Linked DNA regions of Homo sapiens: region 2 is linked to region 1. Evidence: chromatin loops called from intact Hi-C (ENCODE). Cell type or tissue: psoas muscle. All regions are shown on one strand.

Region 1 (5,000 bases):
GTCCTACATCCCCAAGGAACTGAATTTTGTCAACAACCAATGAATATGGAAGAGGACCCTAAGGCTCATATGAGAGCACAGCCCTAGCCAACACTTGGGTTTTAGCTGGGCAAGACCCTTAGCGGAGGACCCAGCTAACCCACCCAGACTCCTGCCCTGTGGAAACTGAGATCAGAAATCTGTGTTGTTTTAAGCTGCTAAGTATGTGGTAATTTGCAATGCAGCAAAAGAAAACAAATGTATATGTGAAAGGAGTTTATGTACACAGGGTTGATTGGCTCCATGGGGAGTCTAACAACCACACCCCACAGTTAAATCACAGAATTGTGCTGAACCTGAGCCAAGGTCCCGAGTATGGTGTACCCATCATCACTGCTCAGCCCCAGCCTCACCATGATCCAAGCAGCAGGTGGGACAGGGTCACTCTCGTTTCCTCCTATGAAATGGCACACTTAAGATCTGGGGGAAGTGAGCCACAGTATAAGACACACAGGATAGGGAGAACTGATTTTCTGAGCTCATAGCTAGTATGAGACAGTTGATACTTAGTATAAGGCTGAGATGGTAGAGAAGACCGTCAGGATTCCCACTCTCTGGTGCCAGACCGGTCGTCACCTGGCCAAATAGAACTTTGGTCCCTAAGATACTGAACATGCAAATCTCAATGGACACTGAAGTATCATTTTTCAGAAGGGCCTCTTAGAAGAAGGAAGGAAAGGGAAGCAAGGTGGAAGGAGAGAAAAAAAGGAGAATTTAATTCAGTAAACAAATATTTATGGTGCCCATTATGTGCACAATTCTGTTCTAGGCTCCCGAAATACATCAGTGACTAAAACAAACAGAATCCCATGCACTCCAGGGAAAAAATATAGAGAAATCAATAAAACAAAAATTTAAAAATACATAGTATGTAATGATTGTAAAGCAAGGGAGGAGTTGGAAGGGATATTGGTGTTCAACTTAAAAGAGTCAGATAAGACTCCCTTAGAAGGTCACATTTGGATACAAAACTAAAGGTGCTAACGAGTGAAGCCTGTGGATACCTGAGGAAATCATGTTCCAGGCAGACAAAATGCAAGTGCACAAGTCTTGAGTCAGGAGAGGGTCTGGCCTTTCTGAGGGATAATAAGATGGCCAGCATGGCTGGAGGGAAGTGAGGAAGGAGAAAAGAGGAAATGATGGGTTCAGAGAGTTTAAGGGCCTGTGGGTTACTTTGACTTTTACTTGCATAATGTGGCAGCCACTGAGGGTTCTAAACAGAGGAATGACATGATCAGTCTTAGGTTTTCAGTAATTTGATTGGGCACCTGTGATGAGAGCAGACCATCGGAAGGGAAGGGCGGAAACAGGGAGATGGGTTAGGAAGCCATTGTAGTGGTCCGGGTGAGAGATGAGGTTTGCTTGGACCAAGGTGATGGAAGTGGAGAGAAGTGCTCCAATTCTGAATGACTTATGGAGATACAGCCAATAGCATTTGCTCTGATTGGATTTAAGGTGTGAGAGAAAAAGCAGCCAAGGATAATGCCAAGGTTTTTAGCCTGGGCAACTAGAATTTACAGTTGCTATATTTTGCTATGAGGAAGCCTGGAGGAGCTGGTTTGGAGAGGAATCTTGGAGTGCAGTTGGGGTGTATTAAGTCTGAGAAGCCTATTAGACATCCAGTGGTGCAGAGTAAACAGTTGGATGTTCTACTGTGGTGTTTAGGGAAGGATTAGGGCTGAAGACATAAATGTAATATCCAAAACATGAAACTGAATGAGATAAAAAAGAGAGTGCATGTAGATAGAGAAGTCCAAGTGTAAATCCTGGGGCACTCCAAGATTAAAGTGTCAGGGAGAGGAGGAAGAACAAGCAAAAGAACAGCCAATGAGAAAGGAGAAAAACCAAGAGTGTGATGTCCTGGAATCCAAGGAAAGAAAGTGTTTCAATCATGCGAAAGTGATCAACAGGATCAAATGCTGCTGATAGGTTGAGCCGAGGCTGAGAGATGATGTTGGATTTAACAGCATGTCACTGGGGACCTTGACACAAGTCATTTCAGTGGAGTGATGGGGATGAAAGCCTGGTTCAAGTAGATTAAAAAGAGATTTGGAAGAGAGAAATTAGCGGTGGCAGGTATGGGCAACTCTTTAAAGAACTTGGCAATAAAGGGAAGCAGAGAAATGGGTGAAAGCTGAAGAGGAAAATGATGGGAGAAATTAGAGCATGTTTGTATATTGATGGGAATTATCTAGTAGAACAAGGGAAATGATAAGAAAGGATATTCATTTGTACAAGAAAATAGCAGAAAACAATGTAACCTACTTGATAAAAGATTTTATGTAATAAAAGTTTTTATTGTAATATATAAGACAGATTTTTTTACTGAAACATAATAAACACCCATGAACCCACCATCCACCCCAAGAGCTGGACCACTACCGGTAACATCTATGTGCTCCTCCCTCTCTACTCTTACCTCTGTTTTAGAAGAAAGCAACTTTCCTGAATTGTGTTATTATCGTTTCCCTGTAAAATTATATTCTCTTGACTGTATCCTGTTATTTATTGTATCCTGTTATTTATTGACTGATAGATCAAGGATAATCTAACCTACGCCTCTCAACCTGGCCTCCTACAGACAGACATCAAATCACCTCAGTCAGACAGTGCTATGAAATTCCTCCCTTGTGTTTAACCTGCTACTCTAAAATTCTATTTTATTTCATCTTCCATCTCCAGCTGTTAGTGCTTTGTCTGAAAAACCTGTTCTTCTGCACAAAGATCATTATTATTCATTCCTGTCAGTATTATTTACTCAGCATGAAAGCAGGAAGAGATTGGCACACCTTCATCTCATGTGCATACAACAGAACAGACTCCAGTGGCCAGAGCATTCTTGTTATCCTGGAAGATGCACCTGCAGCCCTCAAGCCTCCAGCCTCCCCCTCCCAACCTAAGGCACACTCTGTTGGTCAGGTGCCTGTACCAACACCTGGTAGCCCCTCCACAGAGGCCTCAGAAAGATAGGTGATAGCTAGTGACTAGGTTTCTTTCATCCCCAGATCTTGCCCTGTGGGCAGTGGCCGTCCCCAGACCATCCAGGATTCTCCAGGTGTGCAAGGACCTGCAGGATTTTGACAAATGCCAGCAGAGTGGCCTCTTTACAAATGGATGACAACAGGCTGTGAAAAGCTTTCTGCATGCATAAGCCAAAAATCTAGTTCCCCCACTTGTTCACTGATGCTTAAAATTGCTTTAGGGAGAGACAAAGGCTTTCATCTCACAACCAGAGAAAGCTCTGAAGACCCTGGGTGAATTAATTGATTTAGACTAATACACACTGTAGTATAAATGGACTGAAGGATTACATGATGCAATGAGCAGCTTTCATATGGGTGTGAAGTGACACGGGGTGTAGCAGAGAAAGATGGGGCTTTTCTTGCCTCTTTGGGTGCTTAAAAAGAACAGTCTTGAGGCCAGGTGCGGTGGCTCACACCTGTAATCCCAGTGCTTTGGGTGACCAAGGGGGGGTGGATCACTTGAGCCCAGGGGTTCAAGACCAGCCTGGGCAACACGGCAAAACCCTGTTTATAAAAATATAAAAATTAGCCTGGTGTGGTGGCACACACCTGTAGTCTCAGCTACTTGGGAGGCTGAGGTGGGAGGATTGCTTAGACCTAGGAGATTGAGGCTGCAGTGAGTCATGATTACCCCATTGCATTCCAACCTGGGCAACAGAGTGAGACTCTGTCTCAAAACAAAGCAAAGCAAAACAAAACAAAACAAAAACAACAGTCTTGAAATCAGAAGACCTGGAGACAAGTTGGGCCCTGGGCCCTACTGCCAGCTGTTTGATCACAGGCAAAATTACTCGAAGCCTTGAGCCTGTTTTCTAAAACGAAGGTAATATCTACCTTCAGAGTTTACTGTGAAACTTTGATGTCATCATGTTTGTAAAAGTGCCCTGGCACAGTGACCACATTCTACCCTATAAATATTTTCTATCTTTCCCTGTTGTCCCCAGGCATCTCAGGCTCTGTTCCTATCCACTCCATGCCCCTTTCTTAGCATTATAAGGTCAAGAGTGAGGAATCTGGGACCACGCAACCCAGATTCAGATCCTGACTCTGTCACTTGCTGACTGTCATCTTGGACAAGTTTAACCTCTCTGTGCTCAGTTCCCTCATCTGTAAAAATGGGGATAACAATAGTACTTGCCTCATGGGGTGACAGTAAGGATGAAATGAGTTCATGTGTGTAATGCACTTAGAACAATTCCTGGCACCAAAAACGCATTGTAAGAGGTGTTGTTGCTATGATTCCTGAGGAATTCTCACCTGTCCACTTTCCACAAGCCGAAAGATCAAGCTCCACTTCTGCCCTCTCACCTACAAAAGCGCACCGTCAATGGCTACACATTCCGCCCCACCCCCAACGCCCCCAGCCCGGGTTTCCTAACGTCCCCAGCCCAGTCCTTAACCCTCCAGGCCGTCTGGTCCTTCCACCACCAGCAAAGCCCAAAACAGCTTTCAGCGTCCCCTAGCAGCGCCCTAGCGGGACCCTGGGAACCCGCCGCTGCAGGAGAGGCGGGGCGGCTCTGTGACGTCGCGCCCGGCGCTACCCCTGGTGACCTGGCAGCGGAGCCCGCGCAGGGTTTGCCAGGCGAAGGCGGAGCGCTAACGTCTAACGCTAACGGCGGTCGTGCCCCGCCGCTGCTGTCACCCCCGGCCGCTGCTGCCCTCCCCGCCGAGGTTCTACTGCTCTCCTTCTTAAGAAGGGTGGGAGGCACTCGGTCTCTCCCCACACCTCTCGCCTGAGGCCAGGCGCCAGGTGTCGCCTGAAGCCAGACAGCCGGTTTGGGAGCGAGCCTGAGGTAGCCACCCCGAGGGGAAGTGGAGGGAGGGCAGGGCTCTGAGCGCCCCGAGGGCTGCGCTGGTCTGAGGGAGGAGCCCTGCCGGACGCCCCCTGGATTCTGAGCCTCTCCTTGTTCACAGGGCAAGGGGAGGGCAAGGGGAAGG
Region 2 (5,000 bases), 240 kb after region 1:
ACCAACATGGAGCAAAAAGAACAACTAAGTTGGCTACAGCTCAGCGTTTTATCTCACTGGGTCGGCTGACTGCCTACTATGACATAAGGCTCAAGCCTTAACTAACCAAACTCAGCTATTTGTTGCCTTAGTATACTCTTAAGGAAATTAGTGACATTTAGCATGAGTGACTCCATATTGGCTTGGTCTGCTGGATGCAGGAGAGGAGCCTGATTCAAATCAATGGCCCCTACAAATGTTACTGAAGAGTTCTAAGGAGGGTTCCTGAGGTGGCTGTGGCCATGAGGGCCCGCTTGAGGCTGAAGATGGGAAGCACACACATTCTTATATTCTCCATTCTCTGCAGTTGGTGTTTGCTTATTCCTGGGCTGGCCACCACCTTTTGTAATTGCTGTAGCTTTTTGCTTTATTTTTCAAATTATGTTATTAAAAATTAACTATGCACTCTTTGACCCAGCCATTCCACTTCTGTGTATTTTACCCAAGAGAAATGAAGATATACATCCACACAAAGACTTGTAGAATGTTCACAGCAGCCTATTCACCATAGTCAAGACCTGAACACAAGTCAAATGCCCACCAATTGGAGAATGAATAAAAAAATTAATACTTTTATACAGTAGAGTATTATTTATTAATAAAAAGGAAGGAATACATGCAGCAATATTATGTTAAGTGACAGAAGCCAGACTCAAAATAGTACATGCTGTGTGACTTTTCTACAGGATGTTTGAGATCAGATAAAACTAATGTATGGTAATAAAAGTCAGCACAGTCACTGGGTGAGGGTGGGGTTGACCGGAAAGCAACCCCAGGATATTTCTTGGTGCAATGAAATGTCCTCTAGCTTGTTCGAGATGGTGGCTGTGCAGGTTGTGAAACTGCCAAAACCCATTAAACACAACATGTAAGATCTGTAAACAGAAATTATTATAAGGTTAAAATTAACTACAAAAGGAATATGTGCTTGGTATAAAACACGAAACAATCCAAAAATGAATAGAGAAAAAGTTAACAACCCACTCACCCTCTTTGGACTTCCCTGAGGCAATTGCTATTACTGTTGTTTGTGTACAGAACTGAAGGCCTGTTACTATCCTGCAAAAACTCTTGTTACTATTCAAGCATCACGCCTGTAATCCTAACACTTTGGGAGGCCAAGGTGGGAGAATCACTTGAAGCCAGGGGTTCAAGACCAGCCTGGGCAAAACAGTCTCTACAGATTTTTTAAAAAATATATTAGCCAGGCATGGCAGCATGCAGCTGTAGTCCTAGCTGCTTAGGAGGCTGAAGCAAGAGTACGGCTTGAGCCCAGGAGTTTGAACCTGGGTGACAGAGTGAGATTCTGTCTCTAAAAACAAAAACAAAATGAAATTGATATTGAAACTTTCAGTTCAAATTTAGGCTTGTAACATTTTATGTAGCTTCTTTGGTCTCAATAAAAAAATAATTTGAAAACAAGAAAGATTCTAAGAAGATAATTAGATAAGTGAAATAATGACATTCAATAGGTTTGAAATATAAAGTTAGAAACACCTTCCAAAAATTAGATTAAAATGATGAATAAATGGAAAATAACATAAAAGATAAAAGGTTTAGAAAATCAACCCATAAAAGATGAAAGGTTTAGAAAATCCACCCATGAATCAACCCAACATTGAACAATAAGTGAAGTCGCATATATTCTAGTTGACTTCCAGTTACTGTATGAAACTTTTTTCATTTATTAGACATGTAGGGAATAGACTGACCACTGAACTGAGACACTCTCAGACAATCACAGCGTTCAATCACAGACAATTGCAGACATTCTCAGACAATCACAGTGTTGTGCCTTCTTAGCTACGGCCCCAGACTCCACCACAGCAGGTGGGAAGTTCAGCCAGTTCCATTTCAGACTTGAAGGGCCAGGACACCCAGATGGCAAAGACTGGCCTCATGCCCACTAAGGATGAGTTGCGAAGCAGACATTCATGAGAAAGGGAAAGGAGAGATGCTGACAACCACATCCACACAGCTCTTGGACAAGGAAACTAGGATGCAAATAACAACAGCATCTTGGAAAAAGGTGGTGCTGCACTTGAAAGGAAGACAGGAACCCACTTTTAAATATTTTATTCCCAATGAAACATGAGACAATGAAACAGGAGCACTTGTTAACTCAAAGAAGGACTGAAAATATGCCCCCTTCCTCAAAACTCTTTTTTAGAAGCCACTGGAGCACGCAATCCAGAAAAAAAAAAAAAAGAAAAAAAAAACAGAACAAACAAAGGAACAGCAAGATCTGGATGCAGGAGCCGTGGGGGCGGGTACTGGTACAGGACACGGGCTACAGTCAGTCTCAGGATGCCTGCAGGCTGGGCAGCCAGAGGTCCTGTGCAGCAAGGCAGAGGTGCTGGGGCACAGTGGGGTTGACAGAGTCTGCAAGATGAGGCACCTTATAAAGGATATGGCCATGTACTTGACAGGTCTAATGCAGCATTTTGAAAAAATAAATAAAGATCAGTGCACCAAAATGAAGCAAATTTTAAAATGAGGTCATCACTAACTCTAAGCGAAACAAAAAGTTGGACTAGGAAAAAACCCCACCATATACTACTATTGCGTTTGCAGTGTGGTACATAGTCTTAATAGACTACTAATGTATAATAGATTGTAAAATTTATCAATATTTTACTACATCCGTACTGGGAGATTGGAGGGTTGGGGAGAAAGGGAAAATGCAGAGAAGGGGGCTGGCACAAGGAATAAATCTTCATCTGTCCTGACAAACACTCCGCAGAGCATATCAGAAATTACTCATTGGGCAATAGCTGTGCAAGCGTATTATTTGGAAGCACTTATTAATGTGTTTGGTATTTCCACTCTTGTTGGATGTGTGCAGCAGGCCCACTTCAGGTGCAGAAGGGGAGGTCCATTGTCTCATCCTTGTACACCTAGCACCACCAGGGTGTCTGCAGAAGGCAGGGCTTAGTGAGCTAATGAACAGGCAAACACATACACGTCCTTGGATATCCCTCTGCCACATTCAGGGAGCAGGGGTCTGTGTGTAGGGAACCTGCTCCTAAGGCAGTTGGCTGTTGTCTACCCCACCCCCCCACACACACACCTAGGCTGGACTTACCCTCTCAGGCCCCAAAGGTCAGGCCAGGTAGGGCTGGGACAGCCTCCCTAGCAGGGCCTGATGGCTAAGGAAGCAGGGATGTAGGCTGAGAAAGAGAAGGAGGGAGACACGGGGGTTGCAGGCTCTGATTTCAGGTCCATGCTGGGGCCCTGATGGCTCATGCTAGAGATGGGTATCATGCTTGCAAAGTTCTACAGGAAACGGGAACATGGGCACCGTGTCCCTGGGCTGCCTGGGTCCTCCCTGCCAAGTCCAGTTCTGCTTAGACTCACACGCGGCCATCTCTCCATTTATAGGGTTACTCCAGTGAGTTCAATTACAGCACTGATTCCCTGTGCTGAGGGCTCAGGACAGGCAAAGAGCTGCCCTTGACTTCCGGGATTCTTAGGTTCCCCATGGCACTGATACTGTGGACTTGTGAAATTTCATTTCTGATAAGATTGCATAAATCCCAATGAGGTCACTGTATTAGTCTGTTCTCGCATTGTATAAAGAACTACCTGAGACTGGGTAACTTATAAGAAAAGAAGTTTTAATTGGCTCATGGTTCCACAGGAAGCATAGCTGGGAGGGCCTCAGGAAACTTTCAATCATGGTGGAAGGCAAAGGGAAAGCAGGCACATCTTACATGGCCAGAGAAGGAAGAAGAGGAGAGAGAGGCGGGAGGTGACACACACTTTTAAACAACCAGATATGAGAACTCACTATACCAAGAGCAACAGTGGGGATCTGGCCACACGATCCAATCACCCCGCACCAGGCCTTTCCTCCAACATTGGGGATTACAATTTGAGGTGAGATTTGGGCGGGGACACAAATCCAAACCATATCAGTCACCTTCTAATGAAATGCTTTTTAATGAGGTCGAGAGCTTTGCAATTGGTGCAGAGGGCATACACCTGGGAGAGTTTTTTCTATAAGGGTTTTTCGCTGAAGCTTCCTGAAAGTATTGGTGTCTTTATGTTGTAATGGGTGGGCCACTGAGTTCAACCAACATTTAAACAAGCACTTGCTATGTATTGGCCTGGATGAAAAAGGCAGGGTCCCTGTGCTCCAGAAGTTCAGAGTCAGGGAAGGGAGATGGATGTGTCCAATCCATTCATTCTCTTGATAAATGTGTACTGAGCACCTAGGATATGTTGGACACTGTCCCAGACACTGAGATATAGCAAAGAACAAAATTTCAAAAAAACACCACATAGGACTTACCTGACTGGGAACAGACAATAAGCATAATAAAGATGGGAATTATCAGCTATATGAAATGGAGAAAAATAAAGTAGGGGAGAGGAGAGGGAGAGTTGAGGGAGGTTGCATTTTAAACAGAGTGGTGAGGGAAGCTTCATGATAGAGTGATAACTGAGCGGAAACCTACTGAAGGAAAGTGAGTCAAGTACACCCAGGGGAAGGGCACACCAGGGGGAGGAGCATCTGGTGGGAAGGGCACACCTGGATGAAAAGTACAACTGGGGGAATGGTGTACCTGGGGAGTGAGTGTACCTCAGGAAAGGGTGCAACTGGGGAGAGGGAGCACCTGGGGGAAGGGTACACATGGCAAGTTGGTACACCTGGGAGAAGGTTCACCTGGGGAGTAGGTGCACTTGGGGAGACGGTACATCTGTGGAGAGGGCACAGCTGGGGGAAGAGTACACCTGGGGAGGGGGTGCACCTGGGGAGTGGGTGCCTCTAGGAAGAGGGTGCACCTGGGGGAAGGGTGCACCTAAGGAGTGGGTATACTTGGGGAAATGGTGCACTTGGGGGAAGGGTACACCTGGGGAGAGGGTGCACCTGGTGGAAGGGTATACCTGAGGAGTGGGTGCACCTGGGGAGAGGGTGTACCTAGGGAGTGGGTACACTTGGAGAAAGGGTGTTCCTG

Evidence for each region. Hi-C counts contacts between places; a loop is a spot of excess contacts. Peaks named below come from ENCODE experiments on the same cell type or tissue, not always from the same donor. Only the 100,000 strongest peaks of a DNase experiment are listed, where the experiment ranks them.
Region 2: it touches region 1 in a loop (4-fold over the local background); 8 of 110 quality-filtered maps call a loop at or near these places.

The regions. Positions count from the first base shown.
Region 1 is chr3:125,964,546-125,969,545 of GRCh38, forward strand. It overlaps ROPN1B (rhophilin associated tail protein 1B), which reads left to right and starts at 4,633. Exons shown (of 7, transcript NM_001308313.2): 1 at 4,633-4,855. It also overlaps the pseudogene ALG1L1P. In psoas muscle, no CTCF peak of the experiment used is centred here; no DNase peak of the experiment used is centred here; H3K4me3 peaks cover 195 bases.
Region 2 is chr3:126,200,564-126,205,563 of GRCh38, forward strand. The region is part of intron 1 of ALDH1L1-AS2 (ALDH1L1 antisense RNA 2); the gene reads left to right. Among named protein-coding and RNA genes, the nearest start is that of ALDH1L1, 22 kb to the left of the region's middle. In psoas muscle, no CTCF peak of the experiment used is centred here; no DNase peak of the experiment used is centred here.